2 separate regions of the Homo sapiens genome follow, and region 1 is linked to region 2. Evidence: read pairs that join two places in POLR2A ChIA-PET (ENCODE). Cell type or tissue: PC-3. All regions are shown on one strand. Links, peaks and the distances in the headings refer to the core of each region. The heading gives the core; the rest is flanking DNA. Region 1 has its middle 38 kb from the start of THEMIS. Region 2 overlaps PTPRK (protein tyrosine phosphatase receptor type K).

Evidence for each region. Peaks named below come from ENCODE experiments on the same cell type or tissue, not always from the same donor. Only the 100,000 strongest peaks of a DNase experiment are listed, where the experiment ranks them.
Region 1: POLR2A ChIA-PET joins it to region 2 with 15 read pairs; 2 of 35 experiments call an interaction of 5 or more read pairs at or near these places.

Annotation. Positions count from the first base shown.
Region 1 is chr6:127,934,450-127,943,818 of GRCh38, reverse strand. No RefSeq gene overlaps it. Among named protein-coding and RNA genes, the nearest start is that of THEMIS, 38 kb to the right of the region's middle. RefSeq lists a silencer at 4,808-5,008. In PC-3, for the core only: no CTCF peak of the experiment used is centred there; a DNase peak (open chromatin) is centred at 4,238; H3K4me3 peaks cover 1,197 bases; H3K27ac peaks cover 1,924 bases.
Region 2 is chr6:128,273,163-128,282,531 of GRCh38, reverse strand. The region is part of intron 3 of PTPRK (protein tyrosine phosphatase receptor type K); the gene reads left to right. Among named protein-coding and RNA genes, the nearest start is that of PTPRK, 240 kb to the left of the region's middle. In PC-3, for the core only: no CTCF peak of the experiment used is centred there; no DNase peak of the experiment used is centred there; H3K4me3 peaks cover 409 bases; H3K27ac peaks cover 1,206 bases.

The sequences.
Region 1 (9,369 bases), core at 769-8,768, 340 kb after region 2:
GCAACTGTCTTCTCTATCCCACCTCATGCTGACTGTGGGGTTTGTGGCCTTGCATTTGGTGGAGGGTCCATTCATTTATCCTCCCTCCTTCCTACCTGACTTAAAAGAAATCTGAAGCAGCATAATAGAGAGAAGAGATTAGAAACAAGATTGTAAATGTTTTATTTATTTTTACTTCATTGGTCTTGCTATTTTGTTTTCCCTTGGCTACCAACAGCCGATAGGCTGTCAATGCGTGCTTTGGGGCAGACATCCAAATGCCAGCTTGTATCACATTTAGATCCTTGGAGGACTTGTGGGGACTTCTGCACAGCACGGATTTCTGATATTGATGATGTCTTCTCTGGCTGACTTCTGGTCATGCCTAACTCAGATCCAGCCCCTGGGAGTTTTTCCCATGGTCTCTACCTGCTGACCTTCCATTGACCCAGCAGTCCACCTTAATAAACAGAGGCCTTCAAAATGGATTAATCCTGGCTCTGTCATGGCAAATTGTTGAAAGTGGTAGCCAAGTATGGCTCCCTGTCTTCAAGTTCTGCCATCAGGGGCCGCTTCAGCTATCAGTTTAACTCTAGCATTATGCAGTGGGAGGCAGATATCTCATTCTACGGTCATGCATGCTCCCAAACTTCAGAGGACACCAGTGAAGCTACTGAGAATTCTCTCACAGCACTTCATCTTGGTGCAGTGAGCTAGAGCTTGTCTGTGAGTTTCTGAAGCTCAGCAAGTATAGGAGAAAGATGGGTCTTCTCTGGATTGTTCTCTTGGGCAGCATAATCCTTGGAAGGGGGTTGGGGGAAGGAATAGGGAAGATGAGAAAAGGCAAAAGCCACAGTCCTCTTTACCAATCTACTAATCACTACCTGAAAAGACAACATAGCTCTTTACTTTCCAAATTCCTAGTCTTCCCTTTATATACTTTGGATGCAGGTATTTTTCTGATGATGGTGATATGGTTTGGCTGTGTCCCCACCTAAATCTCATCTTGAATTCCCACTTGTTAAGGGAGGGGCCAGGTGGGAGGTAATTGAATCATGGGGTCAAGTGTTTTCCATGCTGTTCTTGTGATAGTGATGAGTCTCACGAGATCTGATAGTTTTAAAAAGGGGAGTTTCCCTCCACAAGCTCTCTCTCTTTGCCTGTTTCCATCCATGTAAGATGTGACTTTTGCTCCTCCTTGGCTTCCACCGTGATCATGAGGCCTCCCCAGCCACATGGAACTGTAAGTCCACTAACCCTCTTTCTTTTGTAAATTTCCCAGTCTAGGGTATGTCTTTATCAGCAGTGTGGAAACGGACTAATAAAGATGGTAAGACTGATATACCTTCCAAAAAGTTTTACAGAGATGTGTATATTGGCCCTGCTTTAGAATGAGTGGGTTCCTACCATTTATAGTTTATAACTTTGATAATTGTATTGGTAATTTAGCCAAAATTATGTAAAATCAAGAAAGGTCCAGTTTATCTGTGGAGGACATTGGCTAATTTAACCTTTTTCTTTAATCTTCTCATTTTTTAAAAAAGGAACAGCAGTAGTACCTATGGTTGTTGTGAAGCTTAAACGAAGTAATCCATGCAAAACCCATAGCTGTTTAGCACAGTTTTTACAACATAGTAAGAATTCAATCAGTGTTAGCTACCATTATATAATATGGTACATTTATTTAACCAAACATAACTTTTGATAAATATACATATATATTAATTCATCTAGTTAACATAGATTTACAAAACACTTAACTGTTGTAACAACTTTGGGAGGAGTAATGAATTTAAAGAGATAGTTCCTTGAAGCTTATATTTTAGAGGAGAGAGTCAACTAGTAAACCATAATGTAAGAATATAATATATCAGACAAAGACACATGCTATGGAGAAAAATAAAGCAGGGAGGGTAGGTCAAAAGTTTGGAGATGTGCTGCTATTTTAAGTGATGGAAGAACTCACTGATGAGGTGACATTTGAGCAGAGATGGGAGGTAGAGAATATTATTCAGCGTGTCAGCAGAAAATGTGTTCATTAAATTCAGTAGTACAGCCTTCAAAAGTTAAGTACTATTTGTAACTCAAACAGGTAACTAAGCCTTATACTGAATGAAGAAAAATTATCTTAAGTTGGGTAAATTAATTCAGTTTTTCAGATGGTTTATACTATATACATAAGTTAACACATAACATAACAATACATAACATAATTTTCTTGCTTCTTAGCATGCTTTGTGATATTTTGTTGAAAGTCAAATATGAAGTAATAGAAACTGAGGGAAATAGGACTTTAATGTGAGGCTCTCTGTTAATCTGGCTAGGAGTCGAGCTGTGTTTAATGTTTGCTATAGTTGTAGGTGCCACACCTTTAGATTCCTCCCGTGTCCTTGTTTTTATATTTCTATTGTTTCTGAGCCTCCCTAAGAACGCTTCCTTAGATAGGAGCCGCACATTGCAGCTCTTTGTTCTGTAATCTCTTGTGATCATACTGAAGTTCTGTTGGTGTGGCAGTAAGGTGTGAGCGAGGGGAGGTGGACTATAATCTTATGATTAAATCTCAGTTTTTCAGACTGTGTCCCTGGGCTTTGACCTTCACAAATGTTTCCTGGCTTTCTTCTTTTCCACTGATGTGGAACAAGAAGACTAGAAGGAGCTAAAGTCAGATAAATTCCCTTCCTCTTAACTGGGATAAGGCTCTGGGAAAGTCTTTCCCCTTGGTGGGGAGTATGTCTTTGTTAAAAAGAATACCCTAAGTGTATTTCTAATGGTTACATTTCTTCCTCCCCATATCAGAACCAGGATGGGATATTTTTTGGCTCTTCACTGTAGAAACCCGATAAGGTTTCTGGAGGTAAAACCCATTAAACTACAGGGGCAAGATCTTAGTTGTAAAGTAATTATTAATTAAAGTATAGTTTACATACAGATATTTAGAAATCATAAATGTATAGGTCAATAAATTTTCATGAAGAGAGAAAAAAAAAAAAAAAAAAACATGTAACGAGCAACCTGATGAAAAAGTAGAATGTTGGTAAAAATCCCAGAACTTCATTCATGAGCACTTCTAGTCATTACCCTCTCCAAGGTAACTATTATCCTAATTTCTAACAGCATAGCTTACTTTTGCCTGTTTTGAGCTTTATATAAATAAAATCAAATAAGAGAAATTCCTTTTTTGTTGGCTACTTTCAATCAACATAATTTTGGTGAAGGTAAGCTGTGCTATTGCATCTTGAAGTAGTTCATTCCTCCTCATTACTGCATAGGATTTCATTGGATAAATATAATGTAATTTGTCCATTCTATTGTGATGAACATTTGGACCATTTCTTGTTTTTTGTCTATTAAGAATAGTATTGCTCAAAAAATTAGCAGGGCGTGGTGGCAGGCCCTTGTAGTCCCAGCTACTCGGGAAGCTGAGGCAGGAGAATGGCATGAACCCAGGAGGCGGAGCTTGCAGTGAGCCGAGAGCACGCCACTGCACTCCAGCCTGGGCGACAGAGCGAGACTCCATCTCAAAAAAAAAAAAAATAATAATAATATTGCTATGCACTAGAGTACATGTCTTTTCATAAGCATATGTAGTCGTTTCTGCTAAAGGTTACGCTGAGTATATACCTAGGTGTGGAATATACATGTTTGCCATTAGTAAATAATGAGGGCCAAACAGATTTGCAAAGTGGCTGTAATACTTCAAACACCCCTGAGCAGCATATGAATTTTAATCACCCTGCGCACTCAACAATACTTGGTATTGTGTCTTTTTCAGTTTAGCCATTGTGGTGTGGAAAAAGCAGTCAATACAATTAAAAACTTATCTGTTTTTAAGAAGAAAATAAACAGCTGTAAATGTGCTTTAACCAGGAGGCTATGGGGTTAAAAACAAAAAACAAAAAACAAAAAAACCAAAACCCAAAAAACATGAGAGTTAGTTGCCTTAGGATCACAACACTCACAGAAATAGTGAGTCAGCAAAATGAAATCTGTTAATTATAAGTGTTAGTTCTGGGCAGTCCTGAACTCCAAATTTTGTCTCTCTAGCACTTTCATCTTTTCAAAAGTGTTTTAGGTTCTCTGCCTCCTCCCAGTTGGCCTCTCGTTGTGCTCTAAAATTTGGCAAATGCCCTGAAGGAAATATCTGTTTTCCTTCTTTTCAGTATCTCAGATCCTCAAGTTCTATGTGTCTTAGTAATTCTCCAGAGCCTTCAAAAAGTATGTTACTTATTTATTTAATCCAGACGATTCTAGTTTTTCTGAGTGGAAGAACTGGTTTGCCCTAAGCTAAGCTATCACACAGCTTGTGTATGTGACAGAAGTGAACACGGAAGTCTTATTTGATGAGCTTTTATTTATTTTTTCCTAGGACAACTTACAATGGCTTTTCTGAAAGAAAGAGGTTACTATGATCTTGTTTGCTTTGTTTTTTAGAGAAAAAATTCTAGCCATAATAATCTCCAAAGATTATATTTCCTCTAAAGTAGAATCAATATAGAATTAAGGTATTCTGAGATGTGTAGATTTCCCACTCTAAATAAAGTATGATGAATTCATACTTACAGCTTTCGGTATAACCCATTCTCAGAAGAGTTAAGGACCGCACTTATAATCCACAGTATACATCAAACACTCTGAGTCCATCTACGATTTAGTAGAAAGGCAGATGGATAAATACGTTGACATTGTTTTGCCATCCACAAACATATCACTAAATGTATTTCTGAAAGTGTTGAAAAGAGAAGAGCATACTGTAATTTTATGAATTGTAACTACTGTATTTGTGTTGAGAGCTGATGGGGGAAAAGAAGAAAATAAACAGCTGTAAATGTGCTTTAACCAGGAGGCTGTGGGGTTAAAAAAAAAAAAAAAAAAAAGCAAAACCCCAAAAAACATGAGAGTTAGTTGCCTTAGGATCACAACACTCACAGAAATAGTGAGTCAGCAAAATGAAAACAAGATGACTCATCAGGAGGAAGGAAATAATGAACAGATATAGGATTTTTTTGTTTTTCTAGTTTTACATTTTTCCAAATACTTTGGAATTTAAACAAATAAAATCTACTCAAAGGGTAAAGATATCTTCTATATTTCTTTAAAAAGTCAAATATCACACATTGCTATTCTAAGTTCCTGTCTCTAACCATAATTAGCAGTTGCTGAAAATTTAAAACATGCTATGCTAAAACATAAAATAATCTATAGGATTCACAATTTAAGAAAAAAAAAGGATCTGGTACTGCAAAAGAACTTGTAGGGGTTTTGTCCTTTTTTCCTTGATCAAAATGTTACATATAGGAGACATTCATTATCAGTGGTCCATAGGAGAATTATATATTGTTCTCCTCTCTTGACCTTGGCAATACTCCTTTTTTTGCCCTTCATAAAAAAGTAACTCTGCTCCTTATGGAATAAATATTTAATGCTACTATTTATTTTTCTGTGCCTGCATCATTGGGTGAGGAGTATCTATTACACATGGGGATGTGATTAAAGCTTAATGGTCTAGCAGGTGCCTACCCTCGTCAAGAACTCTCTTTATGTGCCCAGGAATCTTTTTATGTAGCCATCCTGTGCACCCCCAGATCTCAGAGCTGGTACTAACACCCAAGTGCATATTCTGAAGTTGGGAAATGACCTGCACCCACCACACTGTCAGTTTCTGAGGCGCTCTGGCACTTTCTAGGTCACTAGGCCTGAGAATTGGTGTCAGAAACAGAGGGAAGGCTTTTCTCCTACAGCCCAGGAGAGATGGGTCTTTAAAGAGAGAAATCCCCTCCCACTTCCTCAGTGTGGAATCAGGGAAGTTCAAGGCCAAAACTGTTTTAGGCTCAAAAGGCTAAAGCATTTGTAAAATTATAATACTAAAGCACTGTCATTGCATAATATGTTGTGTACAGTGAAAAATAGGTGATAGTAACAGTGAGTATTTGAGTACCTTAGCTTGTGCAACAGACATGACATAGGAATCATTATTAACCCCATTTTACAGATGAGAAAATAGGGACACAGAGATGCTAAGTAAATTGTGTAAGATCATAGAAAGCAGAAGAATTGCTCATAGTAAATAATTAGCAGTGCTGATGGTCAAGTTCAGAGAGTCTGGTTGGATTAATCAATTTCCACTATTCTGATGGCTGCTAGTGCAGATATTTCCAGCATCACGAGAAGGGATAAGCCCACCCCTCCAGAGACAGTCTGTCAAAGAACTCCATGCAAAAACTGGCCAGGGCTGTGAGGGGTACAGCTCTTTAGGTGCATTTACTCTCCCGGAATGCGAGTCTGCTCTTGGTCAGCTCTTGTTCCAGTTTTTCCAATTCACAAATCAAAATCTATTTTCTTTTCTTTTCCTCCAAGCCAAACCACTGCTTCTGTTTCTTGTGGTAATTTTATTTTAGAGACTCGATTGCTCTTCCCTGTGACAAAACCTTAAGCAGGGCTTCCTTTGCCTTTTCCAAAAGGTTTTCTTATTTTATAATTTTCTCACTGAATGGAATTCAAAAGATGATGCAGTGAGCAACTAGTTGTAACATGATACTGATGATGATGACGATGGTGGTGGTGGTGATGTTGATGATGATTTCTGCTACAACAGAGTTTTGAACCAATTCATAGTATTTAACATTCCAGATATAATAGTATCAGTCTCTTCTCTCTGTTTTGAGCTGTAACTCAATAAAATAGTAGTAAACATAATTACATGGGGCTTGGATAGATGAATTTGAAGTTTATTCTGGTTGTAGAGGAAAGAAAAGTGTTAACTTCTAAGTCGCCAAAGAGCTACGCAAAGCTCTTGTTGCTTCATATTTGCTGCACACACCATGTGCTAAATGTTTTCTTGCCACACAAATCTTCCCTGCTCAAGTACTCCTAAGAACACTTGATGGCTGTTTTCATGCCATGGGCATTTTTTGGGTGCCCATATATGTTACATATAGTGTTGGGAGACACAAACATGAATAAAGCAGAGTCTACAAGGAGCACTTTTGACCTGTCTGGGTATTAGTCTGTGAGTCTATGGGTGGGAGATGTCTAATAAAGAACAAGATCCCTCCCTTAACTAAATTTCATCTAACAAATGAAGACATACATACCAAAAAGTGAGATCCCTGATTTTCAATAGTTAGCCAAAAAGCATCTAGGTTTAACAGCTAAAAGTATTTTGAGATGTAGAGTTTCCAAATAAATATATCTAGTTAAATTTGAATTTCGTATAAACAATGAACAATTTTTATTTTACTTTGTTTTATTTTGTTTTTGAGACAGAGTCTTGCTCTGTTGCTCAGGCTGGAGTGCAATGGCACGGTCTCAGCTCACTGCAACCTCCGCCTCCTGGGTTCAAGCCATTCTCCTGCCTCAGCTTCCCAAGAAACTGGGACTACAGGCATGTGCCACCATGTCCAGCTGCTTTGTATTTTTAATAGAAATGGGGTCTCACCAAGTTGGCCAGGCTGGTCTCGAACTCCTGACCTCAAGTGATCCACCTGCCTTGGCCTCCCAAAGTGCTGGGATTACAGACGTGAGCCACTGCACCCAGACAACAATTTTTTATTTTTACTTACCAAATTTGCCCACCCTAATAAGGTGAATATGTGTGCTATTTTCTGTTTATGTTAAATTGCATTGTTTTTGAAGAAGCAATGACATAGTTGAAAGAGAATGAGGTTTGGAATGAACCAGATATGAGTTAAATCTGACTTTATCAGTTATTTGCTAGGTGGCAATGGAAAAGTAATTTGACTCTCTGAAGCTCAATTTTTTTTATAGAAATGGTAATGATTACACTTGAGGGTGGTTTAAATGGCTTATTAATAATATATAAAAATGACTAGCATTGTTACCCGAACTGTATGACTTCTACTGGCCAGTGGTAATAATCATTAATAATGACTAGCATTTATTTAACACTGCATCTTATGGAGTGTAAATGTATTATCCATTTCATTCTCACTACGACTTCTTAAGTTAGATAAATATTTTATTTATTGAAGATGGGATAGGATTTGAACCCACTCATAATGTCTCCCCTCTACATACTATTTAGAAACATAGCCTACATATTATAGACCAGATAATTATAGTCATAGTCTAGATATTATAATATAAAATATATAAAGTAAAATATATATAAGTAATAAGCAGACATGAGCTAGGGCCTTGCTTTTCAGACTAATACATTGGAATAGAACTCTCTAGAAAAATTTGATAGACATAATGGCTCTTGGCACTGCCTTTGGGTCAAATTAGCATATTCTTGTTAGCTGTTTTCATCCAAATATTTATTCTCCACTCAACAGGGTTTACCTGTGAAAGTTTAATCTTTAATTTTTTCCTTTCCCTAAATGCTTAAAGTGATTGTAGTCTTCGGCTTCCATTTTATTTTTAGGACATCTACATCATAGGTAGAATGATCCCATTATTTTTCCTCATAGCCATCATAACCAGAACAAGTTTCCCTGAATTCTGATATCTTCATCAATACTTCCATCTCAGACTCTCAATTGTCCCCATCCCAGAGAAATTGCTTTTTAAAAATCACACAAATTATTTAAACCTTCTCACTGCTTCCTAGTGAGGAGTGGAGGGAAATTTGGGACATGAACAGGGGCATAATGAGAGTGTAGAAAGCACCAGGACTTTAAATGTTAAAATCAACAAAATATGCAAAATGCCTTGAGGCAATGTAATATCACTGTCTCACAGAAGGCACAAAATTACTAAGAGAAATTTAAATGATGTGCTGGAGAATGTCAACTACATTTGGAATGGAGCTTTGGATTTTTATAGGAATTGAATACACATTTCAGTCATTAAAATGAAACACTCTGAAATTGTTTCAGATTGAACTTTACATAGGCCGAGGAAGAAATTACAATTAAATATATAATGCCAAGTTTATAATTTATGAAATGAGCCATGGGGCTTTCTGAGAAAGGAAGTAAAATACTAAGTTTGTCTCCAGAACCCCTTCCATTCCTAGGGTATCAAAGTTTTGGACCACAGTTGCCCCTTTAAAATCTTATGGGGATGATGTGGAGATGATCTTCACAGGCTTCTAGAAGGCGAAGTATAACCGAAAGCAAACAGATACTAACTCTTTGCCGGGATCTGGTTTTGGGTGTTCTTTCTTATTTGCCCGGAAACAAAAATCATGATCCCTCTGCTTCACCACACCCTCACTGCTGGGGTTACCTCGAGCTTCACTTGGTTACCACATTCTGCTTTTCTACTTCTGATCTTATTGTGTTTCTCTTTTGCTGATTATACTTCCCTTCAGATAGAGGTATCTTGTTTCTAACTTAAGCTCATTTCTTTGCTTCTTTAAGTGATGATTTGAATGTGGCATTCTTGACCTTGGTTGAACCACCCAAACAGCAAGAGGGGCCTAGACCC
Region 2 (9,369 bases), core at 894-8,893:
AAGAATTATTCCAGATTTGCACATTAAACCTCTGTTGGATAGCTTGTTTTCGTTATCTTGCCTCTTGGGGAATGACAGGGAGCAGTGAGCTACTGAACTTCTGGGATTTCAGCAAGTGACAAACTCAGATTCTTGATAGCGTTATTTAAAAAGTATAGCAAGCTCCTCTGGCTTGTGTGTGACTCATCTACATGTATATAATAGCTTGATTGACTTATATAATTAGTACTTTTATGTTTATATACTGATAATATTTGTGGAAATCTAGTCAGGTATTTTATGCTTTTGCAGAGTTTGATGTGGATTAGCTGCATTGCCTTTTCTACAAAAGCAAACACCCTGAAGAGTTGTCTCCTTTAGGGAGGGAGCTTCACTCTTTTCAGTCAACAGCCATGTATAGTCCTAAGATGCTTTAGTAGTGTTTCCCCCACCGTAGCATATGGATTCACTGGGGAAAAACACAAATAAACCAGGCAGCAGAAAAGAAAAGCTAGAGAATCAGTTCTTTGCTAATCTTATGCTATCACTTCCTTCTTTTTTTTTCTCTCAATGAGTCCATGTTGCTTTTCTCTCTTTACCTTCCCTTTAATTTCTTTTAGCTGTTGAACATGTCAAAAACTGCAGCTGCTCATGAACTCCTATTTCAGCTAAATACGTAAAGATAGATTAATTCTGATAGGGATTCATGGAAGTTGAAAGAAACTTGAGTTTGTGTATAAGTATATGGCCACTGGCTTGCACCTCTCTGCCTTCTATTAGGATTCCAAGAGAGAGGGATGTAGAGTGGGTTTGGAATTGGTGGGATGGTAAGTGCAGAGATAGGGGGTTTTAATTCCTAGGCACAGGGGGCTCCAGGAAGATAGGAAGTTCTCTAATCACCGAGGTACAGTTCTGCTTCCAGGGAAGGATTTATGGAAAGTAACAAAATATGTATACAGTCCCTGATTCTAGACTACTGAGTGCCAGGCATAGGGGTGTTCTTGGAGGTTTCTAAGACAGAGAATAGGGTGATAAAAGTGAAACAATGGGAAAACTAACTTATCAACTTAAACTCCCTGGTTGGCTCCTGAACTCTCTTCCTTCAGCCTTTGCCCCTTTCACATTCATTTGGAGGAATATTTGAGGGGAGAAAAAGGAGTGCGGGAAGGATAATTATATTCTTCCTAAAATATGCGTAAGATACAGATCATTTTTGGATAAGTGAAACCTAAAAATTGTTTTCTTTACCATTAGACCCTAAAGCTCAATCAGCACCTCCTGCCTTCGCTTTATTTGGAGAAGTCCACATCTGGCTGGCCCTGTTCTCAGATACTGGCCTTGCCTGCTTGGTCTTGGCCTGCCCTTTGATTCCTGACCTGCTCTGCAGGGTTCAGCAGAGTGGATCATGTTACAGGGGTCAGCAGGATATCAAACTGCCTTTCTGTACTGATGTAGAGAAATAGTTACTGCTTTGTGCTATAATATGACCCAATGTTTGCAAATACAGATTTCTTTCTCTTCTATAATCTTCTTAAAGGGTCAAAATAAGAAATCACTATCACCTAGATTTTTTTTTCCTAAAAAGTTTGATTCGATTAACTGGGAAGTTATTTTTTTAAAAATAATTACTCAAAGAATATGCTACAAAAAGTATAAAAATAGACTTTAAAAATATTCGAAGTCCCAAACATCTAACATAACTACAATTAATTTATTAGCATTTTCCAGATTTTTCTAAATATATGTTTCACATACTGTGTGTGCTCTAACATATTCTGTTTGAAAATTTAAATGTTTTAATTGAATATGTTTTCCCACTTTATTTTGATATTGTTTTTGTGAACATAATTTTCAAAGCCTGGAACATATGCTTAAGAAATTATTATAGTTGACCAAGTTATTCTCCTAATGATTCCATACTTTTTCTCTTAAATTTTATATATATCTTTAAAAACACATTTTATATTATTTCCATAAACTTAATTTCCCAAAGGTGCCTTTTGAACACAGAAAGTATGGCCAATGGGCTGTATTGTTAAGTTGCTTTCTGAAAGCATCATGCAAGTTACCTTTGAAGCTTCTGTGTTATTAGATAATAGTATTTTCTTTGATAAACTTTCCTGATAGGATAGTCACAAGGAGGAGAAGGATAGTGATAATTTTCTTGCTACTGAGATCATATAGGAACAGTATTTTAAAATGTATTCACTGACATTGAGAAGCTACTAGGAGCTCATTATTGTGTTAAGTGCCAGCCTCCCAGGGATGAGTATGCAGAACTCTGTCCCTAACTTTACAGGTCCTGAGGAGAGTCTGGCGTAGGATACCTGGTTACCAAGAAGCTTGATGAGTGCTGTCCTGGAGTTTTGAGTTGAGAGCTGGAGGAGGAGATATTAAGTTTGATAAGGAAATAGAGTAGTTTAACTCAAGCTGTGTTTTCAGATTTAGGAGATGGGGAAGAGGTTAATTTTGTTTCTGTTGATATTATTCATACATGCATGAATTTAAAAAATTGATGCTAATAAAGGAAAACATCAAAAACCCTTAACACAATTCATATACACACATGCATGTCCAATGGGTCTGTTCTAGTAAGTCAGTGATTAACAAAGACTTTACTGCCTGATGATAGGCTTTTCCAGGCTGATGGCAACTATTATTTATAAATATGCTGTCATTGAGATGGGAAATGGCTTGGGATGGAATGTGAGGAGTTGTTAATAATAAGGGCGTTAGCTGTGATCCACGAATACTTTCTTCCACTCAGTACATTAAAATTTTGGAGGTAAACATGTAGCAAAAATTGTATGGCTACTTTTGTCAAAATTAAAATAGATAATATTTTAATCTTCACTTTGGGGATACATTATTTGCATTCCCCATTAAGCCTAACTTTCTGAAATAATGCTTCAAAAGACACTTGGTAAGAGTGTTTTCTTCCAGTGGCTTCACGTTAAAAAAGGGAAAAAAGAACGGCTCTTTGGTTAACGTCTGGAGTATATGTCTACTTGGCTTCCAACTTCATTGATCCCTGTTGAAGTAGCTGCTGCCATAACAGATTTACCTGATAAGCAATTCTGCAGTTAGCTGAGGAAAGCCATTCATTGGGGAATGAGTCCAGTTATTTTGTGTTTTTAATTAAAGGTATCTAATGCTGGAGTGCCTGTTGTTTTTCCATTTTCTTAAACATCACAAATCAATATTTTTTTAAACTTCTCTTAATCTAGGGGCTGACTTATGTTAATTTTTTGTTGTTGTTAATTAGAATCAAGCTGTAACACATTCACAGAACAGGCATACATGCTAAACAATTTTTCCAGACATCTTTTTTTTTTTTTTTAATTTAACCTCAGTAGAAATTTGGGGGACTTGTTCTCCCAGGGATTTGTATGATTTCCAGCTCTGTTACAGTCAACTTCTAATGGCTCACAGTCTGAGCCTCTACATAAGTGCTTAGGCTGTATCTCAGAGTGATTAATGACTGAGTAGGAAAGCTAAACACACAGCACTTTGTGAACTAAAGACCAGATCAAACCAGTCTGGATTCTACCCCCATCCCTGGCCTCTTTGCTCAGGACCCCATCCTGGACTGTTATTACTGATTAAAAATCATCTCTCTTTTGATGTCTGAATGTGTTGGAGTGTAACAAGAGCACTGACCTGAAATGAGGAGGTTGGTATTTGAACCGAACTTGAACATTGTCTCTAATACATTTTATCTTATTGGATGTGTCTCATTATCATAGCCTGTTAAGAATTTTTTATAGTAAGTTTTTCAGACAGTGCATTCGATGTTTTTTATAGTCTTGTGTGTTTGAGAAGTATTAGTTAGTTATGTTATCTTTCAAGTGTTTGATAATAATATTAAATAATAAGTAGACTAAATCTAAAGACCAAGCCCAGTGGCCTTGTGCAGGATGGCATCTTTCTGGTTGATAACAATGCATTAGTCAATTTTTTTCCAGTATAGAGGTTAGACTAGTCATAAAGTGACATTACTTTGTTATTATCCAGCTCTCATTTCTGCACCTTGCCCATAAGTGGAGGGTGAGAGATTCTTTCAAATGCTTTATTGAAATGTAGACATATTAAGACCTGGCCAGGTGCAGTGGCTCACGCCTGTAATCCCAGCACTTTGGGAGGCCAAGGTGGGCAGATCACAAAGTCGGGATTTCAAGACCAGTCTGGCAAACAGAGTGAAACACTGTCTCTACTAAAAATACAAAAAATTACCTGGGCGTGGTGGTGTGCACCTGTAATCCCAGCTACTTGGGAGGCTGAGGCAGGAGAATCGCATGAACCCAGGAAGCGGAGGTTGCAAGAAGCTAAGATCACGCCATTGCACTCCAGCCCAGGCTACAGTGCGAGACTCCGTCTCAAATAAATAAATAAATAAATAAATAAATAAATAAATAAATAAATAAATAAAAAACACAAAAACACCTGCATTGTTTCCTTTACCTATTTTTATGGTACTACTAGCTTTTTTGGGAAAAGAGCCAGAAAGTATTCATTTAAAATGTCAATAGAATTTCACCAATAATTTGGAAACACTGATTTGTAGGTTTTTTCTTTTAAAACAAACTCAATTTATTCCATTTAAAAAATATTTGGACTGTATTTGTTCTCATGTTCTCATATCATGCCCATTTTTGTCAGTATTAGCAAATAGCAAATTAGATTATTCAGCCCCTCATTCAACAAACAGTTTTAAGTACCTCAGATGGGCCAGGTACTTCTGCAAATTTTCTCCATACCTTAGGATATTCTTTGTTTGGACTAGAAGACTAGAATTAATTCAAGACAGCTATTCAAACCTAAGCCATTTGCTGAGGTCGATTCATAAATCATGTTAAAATGTTAGTCTAACCTCACATAAATTAATATGCGTCCTTTCCCCAACCTTCACTTCTTTGGCCAGGAGATGAAAGCTCAACATGGACTTCCCACCCCAGGTATTGATCTCCTTTCAGAATCTGCCTCTGTATTACTGTTTCGAGAGTCAGGGTCAGCAGGAATATTGTTTTGGGAGAACAGGTCACATATTGCATTAGAGTAACATATGATTATTTTCTGACCTCTCTTCTCTTTAACTTAATTCTCAGTGTTTTGACAGAGCTCTTGCATGCCTGTTCCCTAATAAAGGACAAAAGACAATCATTTTCTTATGACAGTTTCGTATTTTATCTCAATCTAACAGCAGCATGAATTGATAACTACTTGTACAAGTAATGTTATTTTATTTGGTTCAATGTACTATGACTGACTTTTATTTAAAAGACCCGTTCTGCAAATTACCTTGGTTTATACTTAATAGGTAGTTTTTATAAGCTTAGCTCCAAGTTAAACGTTCAATGTTTGTTTTATTGAATTACTTTCTATATGAACTTGAGTAGACAGCTGTTTTCATGTTAGTGAGACTTTTTTTTTTTTCTTTCAGACTGACACTGTTGTGCCAAGCTATAAGGAGTAGATTCTTCAGGCAGAGGTCACTCATTGTCTTTCAGTTAGAGATTTAGAAAAACTTTTCTAAGCTAGTGCTCCTGTGGTATTGCATGCTACAAAGTGGGGAGGCCCTTTGGGACATGGTCAAGTCTTTTTAAAGATCAAATCCTCAATTTTTGGAAGAGTATATATATCTCATATACACAGTTTCTTAAAATTTAGGGTTTGTTGAGACACATGGAAAAAAATTTAAATGCCACTGTTGAGTAATTTTATGCTGTATACTTTTTCAGGGAATAGTCTTGAACTCATCGGTGCCCACAACTTAGAGAAATAATATTTGGGGAACATTATTTGAAAGATACGCAACTCCTTCTATGTTTCTTCATTTTCTAAAAATCTATCCCCAAATCAAGCCAGATCTACAGAGACTGGCACAAGGAAGAATCAGTTTACCTCCCAATGGAATTGTTTTACTGAATCACATTACACTGGGAGCTGCTTGCTGCATTTATTGCCAGAAAGCTTAAAGCCAGTTTATGGCTCTCTAATAAGAAATATATAAATGTTTATGGTAAACATGTTTGAGCTTTATTTCTGGCTCTAATTGATGGCTTTATTCCCATTTTTCTTTCTTCTTTCTGTCCAGTTTTACACTTCTGGAATTTTCTTGTGGTTAATATATCCTTTCAGCTTCCTTTAGTCTTTTCTAGAATGGAGGCAGAATCTAAATAAACAAATACAAAACATCTGCAGTAGAAAAGGATAATGAGAAAAGAATGATTTTTTCTTTGAACTTCTGTTCTGTGGTCAAAGACAATATTTCTGCTTTCTTAAATAAAATAGCCTGGTAAATGCTATTAGTAGACAAATAAAGAAATTTGTATTTAAATTACTTACAGATACCATAAAACTTTATATGTGTTGCCTCAAGTAGAATCTTATGCTCTTGTTGTTGAATAATTTAGTATATTGGCATTTATAGTTAAGACATCCTATTTTAACATGATTTTAATAGTGAATCACTTAATATTTAATTAAATAGTTAATGTTACCTTATGTGCATACTTAAAATTTTTTTTAAAGTTTACATATATCATCATACTGATAGGAAAAGTCTATAAAGTAGGCAAGGTTTATATATTACCCCCATTTAAAAGGCATGGTTGGGTTATGACTTGCCAAAAAACAAAAGGCAAAAAATATATCATGTGGCAAAGAAAAATAAGACATTAAATTTTGAAAGAACCTTATGAGTCAGACATAATTCATCAAGTACAGTTTGCCTTTTAGTTTTATGAAATATTAATACTGAAAGGGACCTTAGAAAGTATTTTGTCCAGCCTTCTGATTTTATGAGTGAAAACAACCAACTAATTTTAGAACATTCAAACAAGTATTAGAACCTCTACTCAATGGAACCATATTTATCCCCTGTATAACTTCAAATAGAGTTGAGTAGTCTAATGTATATTCCCAAATACGAACATTAAGAACTTTAACACCTGGTTCAGTGTTTTGACCCTTTTAACCTCTCATTACTGTAACCATTATTAAAACTAAACTGTACTGTCTTCAGTTAGCAATTGATTAGCTCTTTTTTCTTTAGAGCCAAATAGACCCCAAATGAAAATCTTGCCACAGGCCCTTGAACTCTTTCTTTTACTCTTCCCATGTAACATTATGGAGTTTGCCGGTTGGTTATAAATAGATAAATAAACAAAAACAGAGCCAAACAAATAAATGTAAATAGATTAACATATCAGGGCTCTGAACACTCAGCTTCACATAGAAAAAGGTAAACAAACATAGATAAGTAATATTTGCAGCATTGTTTATAACATAAGAGCTTGAGTCAGAATCCTTTGAGTTCAAATCCTCATTCTCTCTCATTTCCTGTAAGCTTGGTCAAGTGAGTCAGTAACTGTAGCTTTGTGTCTTTATCTGTAAAATAGGGATGATACCTATATCATAAGTGTTATGTTATGATTAAAATGAAAGTGTGTGTTGTACAGTGCTAGTGAAGTATAAGGAAATATGCATGGTAAGTGTTCATTCTAACATTTGGTATATTGCAATCGCACAGATTTATTTTTTTCTTCTCTTTGGAAACAGGAGCATAACTTGCTTATCCTATAATTGAATTATATTATTATAAGGTGTTTTCAAACAGGATTCTATTGAATGATTTTAGTTATCAGACCTCACCAGCACCAAAAAGGCCATTTTAATTTATATTGTTTTTTTGGTTAGCTGAGGCCAGAAATTTGTCTTCTGAATTTTTTCTTGATAATCTAAAATGGTTCAAACAGACATTAATTTTAGCCAGACTTTCACCATTTCAGTTTGTACTCTCCTGTAATCTGGTCTACAAATTAAATATTGAGACAACATACTTGTCACTTTTTGGAGGCATTTCTAAACCATTTGTTTGGATACAGAGTAAAAATACTTTTAAGTTTATTTATATAGTGATCAATGGAACAACCTGAGTTTTTAAATCTGGGTGTGAATGCTGATGATTGCTTCTGTAGATCATTTGCTCAAGGAGCTGTGATATAATTTTAAATTTAATTCATGAAATTGTAGATCCCGGAAAGTAGTTTATTATGAGACGCATAGTAAATTTTAAAATGCCCTCAATAGTATTTTCACAGTATGTTTTTAATAATTACTAAGTTGTCTTCATAGGCCCATAATAGACTTAGCAAAACACTGGTTTATATTTGTAGTTTTCTGAATTTTAGAGAATGTGAGGGTTTTTAAGTGCTGGAAGATGGAATTTAGTTTGTCAGGGAAAAATTCTAGGCAGAGCAAGTAAACCCTGTATTCTGTGTTGTAGGAATGCAGTTCTTTCAGGAAATTTAAGGCAGTAACAACAAAGCAACAATAATTTAGTGTTATAATTTTAAAACCTATTGTTTCTTTGAAGTGGTGGGTCATTATTTAGACTTGCTATTCTATTGGCAAATATTCATTTTAATCATATTGTAAAGGTATAATTTAAATATTTTGAAGAGGAAAAATCTGTACCTTGCATAACAGAGTCTTGATCCTTTAGGGCTGTTAGTCTAGTAGATTCTGTTGTTTTCACTCTTACCATATTAATAAATTCAATGAAATATGTTCATTAATAATAAAAAGGCACATCGCTTATCTCTGTATGTATGTATTTGGTGAAAAGGGGGAGTATAACTTTATAAGAGTTTTCATTTTGCTTGCTGAACAACTAACTGTTTGATTTTGATAGTGAGGAGAAAGCATGTAAAATTCATACTATTCAGGTGCTTTTGAGACATTACAGTGATAAATTGCGACTTATGCACTGACTAATTTTCCATGTATCCTTTACTGGAATGTTTCTTATTAGGAAGTCCATGAGTGTACTCAATGGAGATAACCCTAGACATTTCATTCCTGAATCTCAAATGAAAGGACTCTTGGCCCAGGACACTTACACGTTTTCGTCTGGAGTTCAATCTTGAGGTGATTGTAGCAGAAGATGTTGCATCTTAGACTGTATGTCTGATGGAGTTTTGGAGATTCGGGTTCATAATGTGGGGACAGTGGATCTCAGTAGGTTGTTTAGTTTTGAGCTTCAAAGGCTTGTAAACTCAATTTTACATAGGAAGGAGGATAGATGCTTTTCATAGAATGGGTATAGGACTTTGCAAAGATTAAGTGTCACTGCTTTCTGTAAACAGTTGATAGTTATACAAAATAAAGTCCATCTTTTTTTTTCTTTTTTTATTATACTTTAAGTTCTAGGGTACATGTGCACAAAGTGCAGGTTTGTTACATATGTATACATGTGCCATATTGGTGTGCTGCACCCATTAACTCATCATTTACATTAGGTATTTCTCCTAATGCTATCCCTCCCCACTCCCCCGACCCCGCGACAGGACAGGCCCCAGTGTGTGCTGTTCCCCACCCTGTGTCCAA